Regions from separate parts of the Homo sapiens genome. Here region 1 is linked to region 2. Evidence: read pairs that join two places in POLR2A ChIA-PET (ENCODE). Cell type or tissue: CD4-positive, alpha-beta T cell. All regions are shown on one strand. Links, peaks and the distances in the headings refer to the core of each region. The heading gives the core; the rest is flanking DNA. Region 1 overlaps FHIT (fragile histidine triad diadenosine triphosphatase). Region 2 overlaps FHIT (fragile histidine triad diadenosine triphosphatase).

Region 1 (10,124 bases), core at 4,977-7,476, 360 kb after region 2:
ATGTATCTGGGTATGTTGTTTATCAAAGCAAAAGGAAAACAAAACAAAACAAAAAACAACAACTCATGGAGCACGGTTAATGCTTATAAGTTCAAATTACCCTCTATGGATGACACATGATGTGATCACCCCATGAAGACCTGTTGAAGTCAAACCATTGTCGATTTGAAGAATAGCTAGTAAAGTTTTATAAGGAAAAGGTAAACTTATTGCAAAGCTACAAGGAGTCTTGTACTAGAAGGGGAGACCCAACAAGAATGGGGGGAGCTCTAGGCAGCCCTCATTCATGAACCTCGTAGGCACAGAAAACCTCTGCTCTTTTTGTTGGGGGCAATGAATATTTGGGTTACTGGCGGCTAATCGATATGGGCCTGCAGCAACCTCAGTTCTTGCCTCCTGAGAAAGAATTCAGCTGAGGGGCATAAGGCAGGAAAAGAGACTGAGACAAGTTTTAGAGCAGGAGTGGAAGTTTATTAAAAAGCTTTAGCACAGGAAAGAAAGGAAAGTATATCTGGAAGAGACCCAAGCAGGCACTGTGAAGGTCACATGTAACGTTTGACCTTTTGACGTGGGTTTTATATGTTGTTGTACTTCTGGGCCTTGTGTCCCTTTTCCCATGGTTCTTCTCTTAAGGTGGGCCACCCACATGTGTGTGGCCTGCTAACATGTGGGAGGTGAGCATGTGAGTGTGTTTAAGAAGTTGTATGTATGCCCACCTGAGGCTTTCTTCCCTTTTCCAGTGGAATGCCCCAGAAAACCATATTCTGCCATTTTGTCTCTTAATGCGCATGCTTGTGCTCACTCGCCCAACTCCTGAAAACTGCTGATTACCAGTTACAGGTGTTTCCTATCAATATAGGAAGACGGTCTTTCCCTGGTGCTGGCTGTGACAAATTATTATTTTAAAGAGAGTTAACAACCACCTGACCATCACCTGATGGTAGCGTGGCTTTCCTGGTGGGGGTGTTGGGAGGGCCCTCTCCTGCCCCATCACGCCTGACTACCTACCTACTGTAACATTTTCTTCGTTTTAGTTGCCTTGATTTTCTTACTCACTCGGTTCCTATGTTTTTAGAAGATCAACCTGTATTTGACCATCATGGCCTCTGAATACCATGACTCTCTGCCCAAGCTTTTGCCACTTGGTCTGTGTTTCCCAATTCACATTTCCCAGAACAATTAATATTTTGTTGTATTTTATCCAACATTTCGATGTCTCATTGTGAGGGGATTTTTACAAATCGATCATGTTATTTATCTTTTTTGGCCCTGAAAACATCCTCATAATCTTTCTTAACACAGTGTTGCTAGCTGTCACTATCAGTGGATTTGAGTTGGCATGCCTGGAGTAGATCATCTTTTGTGTCACTTTACAGCTAGTGGGAGTCAATTCTAAGAAAGAGCTTTGGAATCAGGGCAGATGTGGCATCTTTCAAAGGGAAAAGCAGGGAACATTTTTGTGTGATGGCAAACTACACATAACATAAAATTTAGCATGTTAACCATTTCTAACTGTGTCATTCAGTGGTACTGAGTACATTCACAATGTTGTGCAGTCATCACACTATCCAACTCCAGAAGTTTCTGTCATCTCAAATAGAAACTCTGTACACGGTCAGCACGGTGGCTCACGCCTGTAATCCCAACAGTGTGGGAGGCTGAGGCGGGCAGATCATGAGGTCAAGAGATCCAGACCATCCTGCCCAACATGGTGAAACCCCATCTCTACTAAAAATACAAAAATTAGCTGGGCATGTAATCCCAGCTACTCAGGAGGCTGAGGCAGGAGAATTGCTTGAACCCAGGAGGCGGAGATTGCAGTGAGCCGAGATCGAGTCGAGCCACTGCACTCCAGCCTGGTGACAGAGCGAGACTCTGTCTCAAAAAAAAAAAAAAAAAAAAAAAAAAAACACAACTCTGTACTCATTATACAATAACTCCCTATTCCCCGGACTACTTTCTCCCTCCCCCAGCCCCTGGTAATCTGTGTTCTACTTTTCTGTCTCTGTAAGCTTGCCTATTCTAGGTACCTCACAGAAGTGGAATTGTTACCAAAACACTAGGGGTTCGGTCTAGGTCCTGCTGTTTGCCGTGCAGAAAACCAGTCACTGAGATGATGAGTATTGCCAAGAAGAAGGGAGTTCAGTCTCAAATCCATTTCCCTGACCAAAACCAGACTATGTAAAACCAGGGGTTTATATAGCCAGGAAGAAATGTAATAATGTATAAGAAAACAGGAACTAGGGAGAGGCAAGGAAGCAATCCTGAGAATGAGGGGTCCAGCATCTCATTGTCAAAATGTGGTGATCTGGTGAGTTTCAGTTTGCCAATACTTTTTTTTTTTTTTCGAGAGGCCTGAAGGTCATTTCCTGAGGAAGGAACTCAGTTAAAACAAATATAAACTTCAAGCATTAAGACCACAAAGGTCAATTTCTACGTCTATCCAAAAAACTATCTATGGGATTATTGGGTTGGTTTCAGAATCACAATATCATCCTTTGTGACTGGCTTATTTCACTTAGCTTATGTTTTCAAGGTTCATTCATGTTGTAACGTGTCAGAATTTCATTTTCATGGCTGAGTAATATTCCATTGTATGGACCTACCACATATTTATCCAGAGGATAGCATTTTAAACTGGGCCTCTAAGCAGAGAGGCATGGAAGTGTTTGTTGGTGGCACATCAAAGCTCTGAAGCAACAGACCAGGCAGGGTTCACATTCCAGATTTTACTAGTATTCCACATATTAGTATATGACTTTTGGGATTTCATTTAACTCCCCTAGTCTACTTCTTTGGCGTCTGTCATATGGACATAATAATACCACTCAAAGTTTTGTGGTAAGGTTTATATGAAATAATGCATAGGATGTACCTGGCTTGGCTTCTAGTAGGTGTTCACAAAGTGAATCCCACTTCCCCCTTTATCACCCATTCTCCCACCCCCAGAAGTTCCACCCAGGACAAAGAATGAAGACATGCATAATAGTGGATGTGTTCCTCTTGGAGTGTGGGAGAGGCAGAAAAAAGCATCCCAAGTTCCCAGAGCTTGGATTTGAGAACTTTCAGGCAGGGATGGCAAGATCCCCAGACCAGGAAGAGTGGCCTCTGGGACCATTACCGCTCCATCTGTTCTGTGAATAAAGGTAGCTGGCTTTGGGGATCTGATTGATGTCATGAAAGGAAGGAAAACATGTTTTTCTGTCTGCTCTGCTGAAAACACCTTATCTAGGATAAAAGTATTGGCCCCTCTTTCAAACTGCTTTTGCTGTTTCCCATGAAGAAAACCTTTTTCATTTTGATAAAAAGCAATTTCTGTTTTCCTGCCAAGCCAGCAAAAAGTCTTTTGAGAAATGCTTCTGCTTTCCTGGTATCAGGGTGTAAAATCTGCATGACATGGAGACCGGTGGTGGCATCATTTCAGCAGCTGGCAAGGGAGTTGGCTGGAAGAACAACAGAGCAAAGCACACACCCTCCCGGGTAATGCACTTGAATCAATCAAAAGCGTATACTTGGAATCTAACTGCTGATGGTTTGGGTACATCTAAACTTGTAACACAATAAGGAGTGCAGAAGAGTTTCTCTTACAAAACTTACTGCAAACAATAGAATCGGGACAGGGTGGTGCAAATAGCAAAACAAAAGGAGCATTTTATTCTTCCCCCCTCCCCAATATATTAAATGGTTACTCTCAGGCAGAAAACCTTTTAGTTCCAAATAAATCTCAAGTAATAGAACCAGAAGCAAACCAAGCTTTCTAATCTACACCAAAATTTCTGGGAGAAATCTTCTACAGAATCCATTCCCTCTGTGTGTCTCTTAAGAGCTGTAGCCAAGAGAAACTTAAAGAAATAAGGCAGAAATATTGTACACTGAACCCCTGCCCTGCCAAACCTGACTCAGGAAGCCCTATGTATGGAAACTGCATAATGCTCTTGGCATTTGCAGAGCTGTGCTCTCAGATACCTTCCAGAAGAATGACAGTGTGTGAAGGGGGCAGGTCATGACTATTTTTTAAAGGACGTAAATGAGACTTGGTTGTGCCTGAAGCACTTCCACAACTTAAAGCTGGTATTTCACGTGTCTGGACATTATCCAAAATATTCATCTTGGCCAGCTGACAGGAATGTTTACTGAGTCCTTAGGAGCCACTTGTTTGGTACCTTCGAAGCTGCCTAGAAAGAGTTTGTGTTGCGTGGGAGTGGGGAGTGAGTGTAAGCTGCAGCATCAGCTCCGAGTTAGCCTTCCCGTTCCTCTAAGTGCTAGTTGTGTGACTGTTGGCAAGTCATTTAACCTCTCTGAGCTAAAGTTTGCATCCCTATAAAATGGTGAAAAATCTGGCCCTTCAACATGTTGGTTTCCAGGATTGAATGGAATCAAAAAGCTTTCTCTAAATGCCTTGTACACTGGTTGCCACGTGGCCAGTGCCTAGAAAATGTTGGTTTCCTCTCTTCTTTCTTCATTGTTTGCAATACAGTTTTTCTTGGTGCAAGTGCTAAAGCAATTAAGCTCTGAACTGCACCATCTTTATGACACAGAAATTGGCTGAGAGCCTCAGAAATAAATCTGAGAATTGGAAAAAAAAAAAAAAAGAAAGTCCATCACCATACATTTGTCAGTTGGCATCTCCTTGCTTTTTCTAGTTAGAGTCTTTCATAGTAGAGTGCTTATTTCTTTTTCTCATCCATGTATGTAGGACAGTGTTTGACAGGCATTTTTATGTGTGTGGTAGTATGGGGAAAGTGACAAAAAGAGGCCCACTCTAGATGTCACTTCCCTGTACTGCAAGCTGGAGTTGACAATGAAATCCCTCCTGAAGAACCCCAGTGGTGTTTTGGAGCATCTCAGCATCAAGAGGAGGGAGAGGCACTGAGCAGTCAAGGGTACCCTTCTTGCCATGTGAGAAAAGTATATGAGGTGTAGCAAAAAGATAGGAGGCCACGCTTTGGAATGGGGGTAGTTTATTTCTTTTTAGTTCTGTGAAAAATCATATAATGACAGGGTATTTTTTTTCCTGTGTTGGGCAACTGTCCTCTCTAGACAAACACGCAACCCACACACAGATCAGTGGGAGTTTGGAGTATACAGCAAAGGTAGCCATTCCCACTTCATTAATTTCTTAATGTAAAATGTAAACAAAAATAAAACACAAATTTCTCACCAGTGATAGTGATGAAATGCTATTATTATTGCGGAGGCTAAGGATGATATTTAAACATTTCTACCCAAAAATTTAGTGTAGAAAGAGATCTGAAGGTATAAACAACAGTAACCACCACCACCAACACAACAAAGAAAATGATGTAGAATTTGTTGATTCTTTTCCTGTGCTTAACCCAGCACCTAACATCTAGTAGTTCTCTATCTAATAAATGCTGTGTTGGGTATTATTAATAAGCAGATCAGGCAGAAGTGTTGCCATGTTCTCAGTATTATCTATAGGGAAAATAATGCGCTGCTGTTAAGAGGCTGAAAGAACTTCCTAGCTCCATCATTATGATAGAGTTCTGGATAATTTGAAAACCCTGGTGCTCATTGACAAGTGTGTGCTTGGGTTGGGATGGGAGTGGTACATCAGAGCAATGCCACTTCATTGGCAACAGGATCACAGGGTGCATTTACATTTGTCAGTAGAAGCTATGTTTTGTTTTGTTTTGTTTTTCTAATCTGACCTCAACGCTTTCATTTATCTCACACACATAAAGTGTTTTCCAGGTTCTGTATTAGAAGTTTTTAACTTTGTGCTTGAAAATAGTTTTACACTCTGTAACCGTTTTTCTTTCTTTTGCTCTCACCTGTCCTTATTTCTTTCCAGTAATTGTTTGCAAACTTATCATTTAGTTCTCTGAAGAAATTTGAATCTAATCCAAAACTTTAAAAAATTCTATGATTAAAACAGGAAAATAATTCATATGTAAAGTTAAACTGATTTTTTTCCTATCATAGCTCATATTTAGAAATGTTTTTGATGATTGAGCAAAATTATTAAATTTGTTCTCCTCTCAATAAATATGTGTGATTTTTCTTTTCCAGAGTAATCACTTGGAAGAATACAATATATATGGCTTCTGATTTACATTTGAAGCATACTCTGAGTAGGGTTGTGGATAGATTTATAAGCATGTTGAAAGAATTCGCATATGTCTGTCTGTATATTTTTAAGAAAATGTTGTTTCTCTATTGAACGTTTGGAGTTTTTTAATCCTGTGAACATCATGTGAGGTTATATGAGGAAAGGACTCTTTGAAGGTGGTAAAGTGATGAGATGAAGTAGTAAGAAATGGAGAGGACCACAAGGAGGCACAGCCAAAGTGCCTTAGGTATGACTCAGATATGACTTGCAGGAAAGCAAAAAAGCGGGGGTGGGGGATGTCTTCAAATGATAGACTCAATTTCTTTCCATCTTTTGGTATCTCTTAAGAGATTTTTTTATAAGGCATTAATGTTGATAGAGTTCTTTCATCCTTGTGACCTTTCCTTTCCAACTTGTGTGGCTCTTTCTCTCTGAAGGCAATGTGTTTTGCCATAGCCAGTTCACATGACGAACAATAACATGTCTAGGCAAAATGCATGTCTTGGAAGCACCAGAGAAAATACTAACTTAAGATTTCCATTATATGATAAAAATTTGTTGAGTATCTCGTATGTGACAGACATTTTGCTAAGGGCTAGGGACACAAAGATGCAAAAGGCAGAAGTCTCTGACATAATGGTGAGGGCAACAGTTTAGAAGTGAAAGAATAAAATGTTTATGGACTGACATATATATATGTATCTAGAGAGAAAATAATTGGGATAGCCTACTTTAGGTGGTGTGGTTAGGGAAGGCCTCTCTATGGAGGTGACATCTAAACTGGTATTTGAAAGAAGAGAAGAAACCAACCACGCTAAGAAAGAGGGAAAACACATTCTAAATGGAAAGAAGATACAGAAGCCAAGGTGCTAAGATGGGATGGAGCTTGGCATTCTTATTCTCATTCTCACTGGTCAGCATGCCTGAAGCATGGGGAACAATGCAGAGCTCACACTAAGATGAAAGCCAGAGAAAATATAATACTGAAGACTCTATTTTAAGTGTAATTTTATATTTTAAGTGCTTTGGGCTGGCAGGTTTAACTGCCATAAATTTGACTTTCTGATAAATAACACATACTTTGTTAGTGTAAGTTACATTGCAAATATTACGCGGGACATACTTATACTAAGAAAAAATTATATGTGTAATATATACTTATATATTTTATATACTATTTATATTATATATAATATATATTTATATACACTATGTATATATATTTTAGACATACTTTTTCCCATCCCATCCTAGATGGGATGCCCCTGGTGGCTTTAAATGTGGCAGTACAGTGATCTGATTCCTGTTTGTAAAAGATCAGGTGGTTTGGTTTCCTGTCTGGCTGCTACTTTCTGATTCCCAGGAAAAGGCAGGAGCACTCTAGCCAGTTCACAATGTTTATGACAGATCGATTTCTAGGATTCCCTCTTTTCCCTCCTACTGTTTTCAGATGAGCTGCCTACTGGTAAAAGAAAAACTGTAGACAAGTTTAATTTAACAGAGTTTGACCAAAGAGCAGTCAACTAATCGGGCAGCCCTCAGAATGAGTTACCAAGAAGTACATTTGCCAAAGATTCTAAGGACTCTAGGATTCCCTTTAGTACATGACCTGTGTTGGTGGCTAGGGATTCTAGAGTTTGAGTCTAGTTTTTCAGGGTGTACTCGTGATAGGCAAAGCTGCCCCAGGATGCCACTCGTTCTATTGCTGCTCTGATTCCTGCTAGAATTAATGCTGTTGCTTGTTTATTTCTGGTGTTCTTGGTTCTTATGGGATTATAGACTGTGACCCCTAGAGAAGCAAGAGTGGCCATCCTACATTCACCTCTGTTCCAAGTTTTTTATATACAAGGGAAAGCCACTCCTAAAAACAAGTGGCTCATGGGGTAGTCAAGAGTGAATATGGGGTATGACTTTTCCCCATTAATGGCCACAAACAAAAATTAGTCCAGTTGGGGTGCAAATAGAGGCTCCACAACATCTGATATCTATCCATTGCTGCCAAATTGGGTCTGTAGAGATATTCTTGCCCTGTTCCAATGGAGATACCCAACCAATCTTTGTTTCACAGAGTGGGTCAGTACTCCTACCTTCCCAGATTAGGCAGTTGTTTTGTTTGTTTGTTTTATTTTTTTCCTGTATGTTGTTATCTGAGAGAAGTCACCATATATGGTTTGTTTCCTTGCTCACAAGTAGAATCCTGTATACACTGTTACAGCCTTGGGGACTTGGCAGCTTAGAGTTGGATCAAAGCATTGAAGGGAAACCTCCACTTTTGTGTCATTAATACACAGTGGGTGCAAAATATAGAATCATTAATGCACTACAGATATAGATACTCAGATTTCCAGGTTCAGTTAATAGCAGTTGAGGGTGAGGGGTTCAGGTAGAATCTATTAAGTGCTGGAGAGATAAAGTGGCATGGCACCAGTGGTGGGCATATCTTACGGAAATGTACTTCCACTCTGTCCCTGTTCTAGGTAGTCTTTGATTTGATCTGGTGTCCGAGCCCTGCCTCCTCAGTCAAATCCTGCCTCCTCCTTAAGTTATGTCTAGGTGTTCACCTTATTTGGTCATGGTCTGATCAGTTGGCAGCCTGTGATTGGCTGAAGCTCAGCTGCTGTTACAAAAAAAAAAAAAAAAAGCATCCTAAATTAGGCTTTCGGTGTGTTTAATAGACTAAGTTAGGTTAGGCTGCAGTTCCTTAGGTAGGGACTCAAATTACGGAGACAGCCTCAGGCTAAATTTAATTTTTTTAACACTATGCATTTTTGTGAGTCTCCGCCTAAACATGACTCCTGCTGAGAGGCCCAACCTTCCCCTACCTCAAAGGCCCCATTAGGTACCCTCCTGTTATGCAGACCAGAAGCTCCCTACTTCCTTACTTTAGCAGAGCATTGATGCCCCGTGTTATAATTACTTCTCCTTTGCTGTCCCCTCTAGAATAGGAACCCTCTGAGGACACAAACTGTGGCCTTTCCCTTGATTATCTTCCATGTAGCCCAGGACCTGAAACAGTGGACAAGCTCAATGACTGTTGATTGAATGCATGAATTAATGGAGGCCTCTTTAGAGTAATCCCCTGGGCCTTACACCACATTCTCTTCTCTGAGTCTGATTTCTGGAATATCACTTGCTAAGGGGCGTATTTATTGAGCACTCCCAGCTCTCAGGTGCCATGAAAAATCTTGGAGATGCCTGGATCTAGGTCTCTGTCCGTAAGGAGCTCATAAACTAGTTGAGAATATGAGATAACCCAGAAAAAGATGGTGAGCAAAGCCATGAAAAATACAATGAAGTTTTTGAATAGAGAGTAGAATCTGTGAGACTCGGGGATCCTGCGCCTGGATTCTGTGGACTGCATAAGGATACATGAAAGGGCTTGCAGTAGAGGTCTGGGAACAGCCTGAAATTATATATATAGTATTTTATGCACATACATTCTTTCAGTAAGAAAGTCTTCAGTTTTGTTCAGATTCTCAAATGGCAAGTACCTAAGCCTAGGATGTTGGCAACCATCTGCTGCTCTAAGTGCTATAGGGCTTCATGATGGACTGAAGATCCAAATATGGAAGGCGAAACTATAAACCAAGAGTAGAAAAGATGAAATTTCTTCACAATTTCTTACTAGGGTAGAATTTCTTGAAATAATAAAGGTAAAATTTAAGGAATTTAATTATAATTAAAGATTTGTGTTCAATGAAATAAACTATGGGAAAAATGAACAAAGTACAAGCTAAGAAAATATTGGAGATACGTATAATAGCTGAAAAATTACGTCTAACAGTGGACAAGAGATTTATACTGGGAATATATCTTTTTACTTCTACTAATTGGTAAATAAAAGATGTGAATTCAAAATTTTTAATAAGCAAAGATATAAATGGGCAGTTTACGAAAGGGGAACTTTGAATGGCTAATATGTACACTTTCAGTATTCTGAGACATGAATATTTAAATAAGAAACACTGCTCTATAACCACCAAGTTGACCAAAAGCAACAAGAAAGATCATAATAAGTATTAGTGAGGATGCATAAAAACAGGAATTTGGA
Region 2 (10,124 bases), core at 3,354-5,853:
GGCTGAGACCTTCTGAAAGGAGACAAACATGTAAATGAAGTCAAGTTTGCAGACCTCTGGGATCCATTACAGCCTGAGATGCTCTTAACACATAATTAGCCAGGGCCGTTAATCACAGTTAACAGGTGTTGAGTAATGAACTGAGACAGGGTATTTGCTGTGACCACTTTCTTCTCTGATCTGGTTAGTCAGGCTAATGCTGATCAGAGCCCCGGGAACATTCTGAAATGTGACTTGACACCATATTGTCTTGATGCTGTCATCTGCCTCCTGATCATTGAGAATGATGACATTCAGTATAAAAACACAGTAGGAATCTGTTCAGGAGTCCCCCAAGTGCTTTTAATTATGTGTTCTTTGAGTTTTTCTATTATATTTTCTTTGCCTCTTTTCTCATTTAAGCCTATGCCTTTGTCAGCTAGTTGTTGAAAGACAAATCCAAACATTTATGAACAGCAAATGGCTCCGTCTCAGCAAATGGACCCACTGTGTTCTGTGATCACAGAATGATGAACCAAAAGTGACCGACCTCATTCTCTAACGAATTTTTTCACTGCCATAATGGTGCAAGTACTAAAACCTCTAAGTCCGAGCATAGCTTGCATTTTTACTGAACAGTTGCAACTTGCTTTTTCACCATGAAGTTTCTTGAGTATCTCTTACAATTGTATGTGATAAATTATTCTTTTTGCTAACATAGTATTAGCATAGAATAACATAATATTCCAGATTATGGATGTAGCCACACTTTTTTAGCCATTTCTCTATTGATGATCTAATAGTTGTTCTCAAATTTTTTTTTTTTTTTTTCTTTCTGAGATGGAGTCTCCCTCTGTCGACCAGGCTGGAGTGCAGTGGTGCGATCTCGGCTCACTGCAAGCTCCGCCTCCCAGGTTCATGCCATTCTCCTGCCTCAGCCTCCCGAGTAGCTGGGACTACAGGCGCCTGCCACCACGCCCGGCTAATTTTTTTGTATTTTTTTAGTAGAGACGGGGTTTTACCATGTTAGCCAGGATGGTCTCGCTCTCCTGACCTCGTGATCCTCCCGCCTCGGCCTCCCAAAGTGCTGGGATTACAGGCATCAGCTGCCGCACCCGGCCTGTTCTCAGATTTTTAACGCTACAGTAAATGTCTTTGTCCATGCCTCCTTGTGCACATGAGTAGGTATCACTCTAAGGTAGCAGTTAATAACTACAGCTAGCTGCTAAGCCAAATCATGCCTGCTGCTGTTTTGTTACAGCCTGCAAGCTAAGAAATGTTTTTACATTTTTAAGTGGTTGAAAAAAAATCACGATATGAATATTTGACACCAGAAAATTAGATAAAATTCAACTTTCAGTGTCCATAAATAAAATTTTATTAAAACACAGCCAAGCTAATTCATGTATGCATTGTCTGGGACTGCTTTCACACAATTGTGGTAGACTTGAGTTATCATGACAGACTGTAAAAAGTTTCACAAACTCTAAAATATTTACTCTTTGTCCCTTTACAGGAAAAGGTTACCGAAATCTGTTCTACTGAGTGTAGAATCAATAGGAAAAAATAGGATTTCTGTATCACAGCATTTAAAACAATTTTTTTAACAAACTGTCAAATGCCCTTTTATTGGTTGTATCAATTTATGGTTTATGAGAGAGAATACCTATTTCTCCTCTTCTTCACCAATATTTTTATCCTATGAATATTGACTTTTTTATGATCTTATGGGGAATTTTGTGATATTTTGCTGATTTATTTATTTAATTATTTGCCTTTTCAAAATTCTGATTAGATTGGCCATCTTGTTATGTTTATTGGGCCTTTATGTTTTTTCCACTATTTTATTAACTGCATCACATGCCTCTTAAAAGTAATAATTTAATAAGAATTAAGATAACATGTATTGAACAACTGTGTGGTAGGTACTATGCCAAATGATTCAAAAATATGTAAGCTATTATATATAATATATTTTACACTATAATTATAATTAATGGAATTAATATGTTATATATAATTATATTGTATGTAATAATAATATATAATAGTATTATATAATAATATCTTATATAAAAATCCCAAAGTAATTATTATTATTTTATAGATGAGGAAAGTGAGGCTCAGAGAAATCAAATCATTTACCCACTTTCACATAGCTAATCCATGATAGAGACTTTTTTTTTTTTTTTTAACTCAGGCGTTTGTCTTCAGTTTCTACCCTTCACTGCTAAACATTCTGTCTCTGAGCTTGATGTTGGATAGATATGTCCAGTGTAATATCAGTGGACAAGACTTTAAGTTAGGGATTCTCTTATTGATTCATATACTTGGTTGTCCAGCACCTGTGAATATTTTTAGACATCTAAGGATTTTTCAGAGTCTCAAGATATGATTACACTCTGTTTCTCTTTATTTTAAAAGGCCAAATCACATAATGCTTTTAGGAGAAGCTGTGGTTGCCAGGAAATCGTTTAATGATTGTCGTAGCTTCACAAAGGTTAGCAATCATGAGCTCAGTATCATTGAAATAAATGTATTATTGGAGTCAGAAACCCTCAGTTTACATTCTGGCTCTATAAATTATTTGGTACATGATCAACTACAGACAAGTTGCTTTGCTGAATCCCATTTTCTCATCACTTGAGTATTATTTTTTTAAATTGTTAAAAACTAAAGGGAGTACTTTTAAGAAGTGCCCAGCAGTACCTGGCACATAGTAAAACTTCAATTATCTCTATCAAAATCCATAAGAGATTATCCATCTGGGTTTTGCCATTTACAGGGTACCATGCCTTAACTAGGTATTTCTCAAACTGTGGTCCTTAATCTACCAGCATCAGAATGCCTGAGGATGCCTATTAAAGTGCACATTCCCGGGCCTCACTTCATCTGATTCCATCAGAAACTCTGAGGATGGCTCTGGTAATCTACACCATTAACAAGCTCCCAAATGATTTGGGGGAAGACTAAAGTTGAGAGCTACGAAACTATCAAAATTCTGGTAGCTTTCTATCTAACTTTTCAAATACTAATAAAGATTATCTTCCTTTGGAAGCCAGTTAAATGTTTCAAACCAGATGAGGTCAAGGGTATCTTCTTTACTTATAATTTAGATCATTCTTACAATAATTGCATGCTCACATCTTCTACTATTAACAGAAATGCCTTCCTTGCCGTAATCCTCAGAACGCTCTATGTTTGAAGGCAGATGCCACCTTTTGATCTCTTTTATCTTCTCTATTAAATATGCTCTGATAACATCAGGTTCTTTGGATGGTAGATACTGTGTTAATATAGCAATGCTTTGTAAAAAATATTGTTTGATTTTAGAGTTGGTTCTTTGTATTCCTTGATAAATTTGCTTTCAGGTTCTTAGCTTAGAAGAGGGAGTAATAGAGGTCCTTCCTTTGGCAAAGATAACAGTAGTGGTCATAGTTGTCTTGATCATTAGACTCACTCCAAGTCCTAGACAGGTTCTGAATTTGGCACTGATATTGTCACTGAGCATGTGTCAGGGTATCTAGAGCTTCCCTGCCTACTCTTCCAACCTCAGCTCAGGCCCCTTTCTGTCTCCTGCACTATGCTCTAGTCCGGTAATTCTGCAAAGTGTGCTTCCTAGTTCGGTGACATCAGCATCACCTGGGAACTTACTAGAAATGCAAGTTATCTGCCTGACTCCAGAACTACTGAATCAGACACTTTGGTGGGTGGGGCTCAGCAATCTAGTTTAACAAGCCCTCCATGTGATTCCAATATATGTTTAAGTTAGAGCTCCATCTAGATCCTAGAATTTGGATTCATAAAGGCGTTTCCTAACCACTGTATGTAAATGCATTTCTCTGTCATCCACCCGCCTATCATTCCAGTCTTTATCATTGTGCCTCATTTATTTCCTTCATATTCTATCACAATTTGTAGTTACATAGTTATTTCTGTTGTACTTGAATTTTGTCTGTTTTTCTGACTAGATTGTAAGCTTTGTAATTGCTAAAACCATAACTATTTTATTCACCAATATATCCCCTAACATGTAGCACAGTGCGTAGCATGTGGTAGTTATTAAATAAATATTTAAACAAATGGATGAGTGAATGGTCTGTTAATATGAAGTGACTGAGGTTATGTTTCTTCTGATCTGCATTTTTTGTGTGTTTGCTTTTTTGTTATTGACATGGACAACTACATACTACCAGTTTCACAGCTAATTTGTAAGCAGTTTAAAAGAATAATTTACAAGCCACATACACATACACACACACACACACACACACAGAGTTCCCTGCAGTCAACTTGCTTTGCAGCTTTCAAATCCAATGGCAATGCCTTTACCACTATAGACATTTCCATTTCAGAAGAGACAGTGGTCAATTTACCTAACATGCACTTATTGAGAAATGAACATGTGGTATATCAGGGTCTGGCAACCAGAAATGGAATTTGCATGGTACTTCTTAAGTAAGACCTTTAACTCTATTGGCCAAGTAACTCCTATGTTCTGAGCTACTTTCATTGTTAAAATCAGGGAAGTCGTTGCATGGTTCTCTGCCTTTCTTTTCTTAGTGTTTCTCTCCCTCTCTCTCTCCCTCTTACTCACCCTAACTCCATGTCTAGTCCTCTGTTCAACACCTGGCTCAGTTGTACAGTTTCTGAATTTATTAACTCTTTGATGTCTTTCCCTTCTATTTAATAAATTTTCCTTCTGACTAGTGCTTCAAATCTTTTCTCAAGGGCTGGTGAAAATTAATTGCTGTATGTAGCTAAAAGAATGTTCATTTGGTATGGACTCTTTTACCTTCTGTCAACATCAACAACATGTCTGAGAGTTAGATCTAGGTTTGTGTGTTAGTCCATTTTCACACTGCTATGAAGAACTGCCCGAGACTGTGTAATCTGTAAAGAAAAAGGGCTTAATTGACTCACAGTTCTGCATGGCTGGGGAGGCCTCAGGGAACTTACAATCATGGTGGAAGGGGAAGCAGGCACATCTTACATGGTGGCAGGTGAGAGAAAGCATGTGCAAACAGGAAAAACTACCACTTATAAAACCACCAGATCTCCTGATAACTTACTTATGATCACAAGAGCAGCATGGGGGAAACCCACCCCCATAATCCAATTACTTCCCTCCTTTGACACATGGGGATTACAGGTCTCTCCCTCCACATGGGGAAATTACAATTCAAAATGAGATTTAGGTGGGGACACAGAGCCAAACCATATCAGTTTGAGACTCTGCTCAGTCCCTTCCTAGGTGAGAAACCTTGAGTTACAGTTTGCCCATCTGCAAATGGGCTACCTCCTGGTATGGCTATGAGGAATGAAGTGAGATCTGCAGAGTACCTGGCTTTTCTTCGGTGGTCAATAAATGGCACTCTCACTTGACTAATACTGAGTACAATTCCAGTTATCTTGGGAGAGACTAGGAAATCTGCAGAGAGAGGGAAATGCGTAAGAGAGGCCACATTAAAAATAAAATTTAAATCCTGGCAGACAGAAGGGAGATGATGATTGTGAATCTCTAGGGACCTAAATGTGAAACTGGTCTTATTTATTTATTTTTGTCCTCATACACTATTGAGAAAATTATCTGCTAATGGACTATGAGGAACGCAAGCTAGTACATGCCTTTTCCCCCACCTTCCTCAAGATTTTTATTAAGGAAATGAAAATATACTGCCTTTGTTTTATTTACCTATGTATCTACTTACCTTTAGAGATGGGAGTCTCACTATGTTGCCCACGCTAGACTGAAACTCCTAGGCTCAAGCCATCCTCATGCTTCAGCTTCCTAAGTAGTTGAGACTACAGGTATGTGCCACCATGTCCTGTTTACTTTTTAAAACTTTCCAAGCTAAAACACTGCAGGTGTATTATCTTCTCTGAAGATAATACAGGTGAAAAAATGTTTCCCCCCACCCCAGGCAAGAGAAAATACTAGAGTAGACAATAAATACAAAGGTACCACTGAAAAATGATTTTTTAAAAAAACATGGGTTCTGACTTAACTTTTCTAAGAAGTCATCCAGCAGTTTTTCTAGAGAGAAAAGTCAGATTCATACCTCTTTGGGAATTGTTTCTACTAGATATTTCAGCATTGTCAGGTGGATCCAGCTCCAATATATTTGTGGCAGGACATTTACATCTTTTGTATTTTGTCCAAGATTATACAACATGTGAGGTTTGTTGAAAGCATTTTCTTTTTTGTTAACAACCATCTGGCACACTTTTTTGTGACCTAATCTAAAACACAATTTTAAGTTTTTACCCTGCCAATCACAAAATAGACCAACATCCTCCCTGTCATTTGCATGATGTGGGAAATAAACAACGTTCAGCTGAGAAGACACAATCCAGAAAGATCAGCCAATATATTGCCAGTAGGTCCAGAAATACAATATACATAGTAATTAGCTGTGGCTGTATGAACCCTACAACGTTTGGCAGTTCCTCAATGTTTTGTAAATGGCTTTTTCCCTGGGAGTCTGTTCTCCCCTAATGTAGGGTTACTGCCCTTCTAGACACATTAAGTGGATTATTTTTCTACTCAAGTAAGAGGAGGTTATAAAAAATAATGTGCCATTTTTCCCTACAATGAATGCTGTTTTCTTTGTTAATTTCCAAGTTGAAATAAGAAGAGTGTTTCTTCTTAATAGGAGTCAAAATGTCTTATTGAACAGACTGGGGAGACCCAAGTCATCAGATTTAAGAACTAGTTCAAGATTTTTCTAATATGTAAAGAATACTGGCATCAGTATCATGTAATTTTGGGTGCTTGAATCTTAGATCGTTCTATGATGGTGCAGACAGAAATCCTTTATGTGTATTTAACATATATAACATACCATTTTAGATATATAGGTATAAGGGGTTAATGCTTCTCCATCTCCTGTCAAATTTGTCTCCTTTACATTGACATTTGGCACACTACTCCAATTTTTCTATCTGCCTCAGGGCTCAAGAATTAATGGTCAAGAAGAAAGTACACATATTTTGCAAAGACCAAAACTTTAAGTTCTCTGTCTTATTACTCCATATAGGAAAGAGAAAGATCTTGGGCTGTGGTGTCTGTGTTTGCAGGAAGTCATTAAATAAGCAATATGAGAATGGAAGTGAGCTTGGATGTATAAACCTCTTAACATTTGAAAAATTAATTTTAGGGTCTTGAATCCTCTGTCCTACTTAATAGTTTTCCAGGGAAATTATTTAGCTAATTAATCTCTTATATTTTTAAAAATGAAATGAAGAATATACTGTTTATCTTACATATGGAAATTTGACTCTGCATTTTAAATACAATTTCATGAATAGTAGCCAGTATATATGTTAAGTAGTCACCCAGGAGGTGTTATTTGCTTATGCTAATTACTTTTCAAAGTAAAAAAATGCTGTGAATACTTTGGAAATTTATTTTTGGCAATTAAAATATTTAAAATCACGTATTACAATTCTTTTATCCACGATAAAACCTTGTGAGAATTTATTAATAATTGCTTGATGGGAATGAAATTAACCTGTGTCAGTCTTATAAATAAAAATCTCCAATGTAACCAGCTTGTCTGTCTTCTTTTCTCCTCTTTAGACATAGACTTTCTTTTCTTTAGTACCCTTAACTCCGGAGAGGCTTGCAATTATCCATACATTACCTGCCATCTTGTACCATCTGGATAACTTGCTCATCTATTCCTATTATCTTCTCAGTGGTTAATACCTCACCTAGCTTTGGCAGAAATGCCTGATACCTCCTTGCCTCTCTCTAGATGCAGCCAGTAAGCAGCATCAAAACGTGGCATCACTTTTTGTAACTTTTACCTATGCTTTCAGTTAAACAATAGCAGGTTCTTAGTATTCTGAATTATCCTGTATTTTGCTTCTGTTTCCTTAGATTTGTACTTCTTGCCAGAATTATTAAAATAAATCTGTTAGGGTGTTGTTTTTGTTCGATTTTCCCATTATTTAAGGTTGAATTTAGAAGCTTGCTTCATCTATAATACCCTATAAGCTTTTAAACAGATGGAATGCATATCTGGTTTTTGAGCCATAGCAAATATTCCTCATGCTCCTTCAAAGATACACCCAGGAGAAAATCTAAAGAAGGTTCGTGTAGCATGGGAGTATTGAGATTTGCTGAATGAATTGCATTGTTGTGAAAAATTGAGATTTTTGCATTGTATTTTGATGATAATCTGTCCCTTTCTTGATTAACTCCAAAATGACTTATTCTCTCAGGGAAGTATGACTTTAGATGTATTACTTTCAGCAAGAAAATGTTCAGCTTTTCAAATGGCTTGAGTAAACTGTAACTAGATCACTGACATCTTAGTCTATGGTTATTACAAGGTTAGTTGGCAAACCAAGTTCCTGTGGGGAAAAAAGTTAATACAAACATTCTAACAAATGTAATTTCTCATTACAGCTATAAATATCCAGAGTCCAAGGTTACAGATTCACAGTTAAAGTAAATCTTTCAATTTGTGCGATAGATCATTGCCAGCTCTGGTAAACCAAATGATGCCTATATTCAGCTTTACAAGAACACGAACTCCACAGATTGGTCTCAAATTTCACTTTACTTTAAATAGTCTTTAGACCTTTTCTTTCTTCTCTCTAAACAAAGGGTTATGATTACTCCAGGATTTATGTTTTCAGTAGTGCTTGGGTTAACAGTTTCTTTGCTTAGAAGTTTACCCCTAAATGCTCTGAACCTAATAGCCAATGCTTTAATTATAATTTTAATCAAGGCCAAGTAAAAGAACTTTGGGCTTATGATTTACTTTTGTAACATACACTATCATATTCAGTATTTACAAGAATCCAATGAAATCTGTACTCTCCTGTTTTGCTGAGAAGGAGACTGAGGATCAAATAAATAGTAAGGAACTTGCAGGAGTCACCCAACTCTTAAGCTGCAAAGTTGGCGTTTGAGCCCCCGAGTCTGACTCCAGACTCGAGTCCCTAAACTCTGTGCTACAGAATTTTTTGCTGTCATCTGCTGGAGGATATCCATTCTTTAATCTATGGCAATACTCATAAATTCTCTCAGGAAAGCCACTGGAATTATGGCTTTTGTTTTTTGTTTTTAAAAAAGTCTATTCCCTGATTATGGTAATTGATCTTTCCTTTGAGGGCAAGTGCCAGGATAGAACTTAATCAATATTAAAGTCATATTTCATTCTAATTTCTGTAGTATCTCCTATCACATTAGATCTTAGGAAATACCAAGTTGATAAGTAAATGATACACTTGGCCCAGATGACTGACCTTCATTTTCTGTTGTCAATTATTTCTCCTCTTAACCGTCAACATTTCTTTTCTCTCCCTGATTGTCTCTCCTAATCTCCTTTATTTTTGTCTTCTTGAGACATTCACTGATCTTTTTCCTTTCTTCTTTTTCCTCATCCTCTATCATTGATCAGTAAAGACCCTCAAATCTCATTGTTTTCACACATTTCTAGTACAGTCATTCCTTGCCCCACTGGGTTTTAGTGGACTTCTGGGGTGTCCACATCATGTTAATGTTGTGGACGCAGGTAGTTGTCCTAGTGGATGCCGGATAGACATATGTGGATTAGGAGTTGCAGGAGGGGTCTGACAATGGGACTTTGTTGGCATTAAATGTTCAAGTCTATGCCTGGAAGCTGAGTTTACCCTCAATTTGCATCTCAAGTCTCGGCTGAGGAAGTGTGTTGAAACTGGGCAGCACGTGCAGGGTGGTTAGTCCAGTGGGCCGTTACAACCTAGCACTTGTCCAGGCAGCTTCCTTGAAAAGAATGTTTATAGAATTAATGTGCCTGTGTGTTACACACATATAAACTGACCTATGTTTTCAAAAGTTACATGGTGAGTGCTGGTTGAAAAGACTTGAGGAAAATTTTCTCAGATAGCTTTAAAATGAGGCATGTGCTGTCATTGGTAGAGCCTTCGTTTAGTATGCAACTGATACTTGAAATATGACTTTCTCTGTTAGTGGCTTTAACAGGTTCCAGTAATGGTTGTGTGATACTCTTCATTTTATTAGGGTTCAACAGTTCATCAAAGGGAAGAGAAATGTAGGGGCTCCTATTTGAAAAATTTATGTGTGTTTATTTACACATAAATATGTACATTTGGGTCAGGTGCAGTGGCTCACATTTGTAATCCCAACA

Evidence for each region. ChIA-PET counts read pairs that join two places held together with the same protein. Peaks named below come from ENCODE experiments on the same cell type or tissue, not always from the same donor. Only the 100,000 strongest peaks of a DNase experiment are listed, where the experiment ranks them.
Region 1: POLR2A ChIA-PET joins it to region 2 with 6 read pairs; 2 of 35 experiments call an interaction of 5 or more read pairs at or near these places.

What each region holds. Positions count from the first base shown.
Region 1 is chr3:60,049,917-60,060,040 of GRCh38, reverse strand. All of the region lies in intron 5 of FHIT (fragile histidine triad diadenosine triphosphatase), which reads left to right. Among named protein-coding and RNA genes, the nearest start is that of MIR548BB, 560 kb to the left of the region's middle. RefSeq lists a silencer at 4,820-5,023. In CD4-positive, alpha-beta T cell, for the core only: no CTCF peak of the experiment used is centred there; a DNase peak (open chromatin) is centred at 6,330.
Region 2 is chr3:60,407,781-60,417,904 of GRCh38, reverse strand. All of the region lies in intron 5 of FHIT (fragile histidine triad diadenosine triphosphatase), which reads left to right. Among named protein-coding and RNA genes, the nearest start is that of MIR548BB, 210 kb to the left of the region's middle. In CD4-positive, alpha-beta T cell, for the core only: no CTCF peak of the experiment used is centred there; no DNase peak of the experiment used is centred there.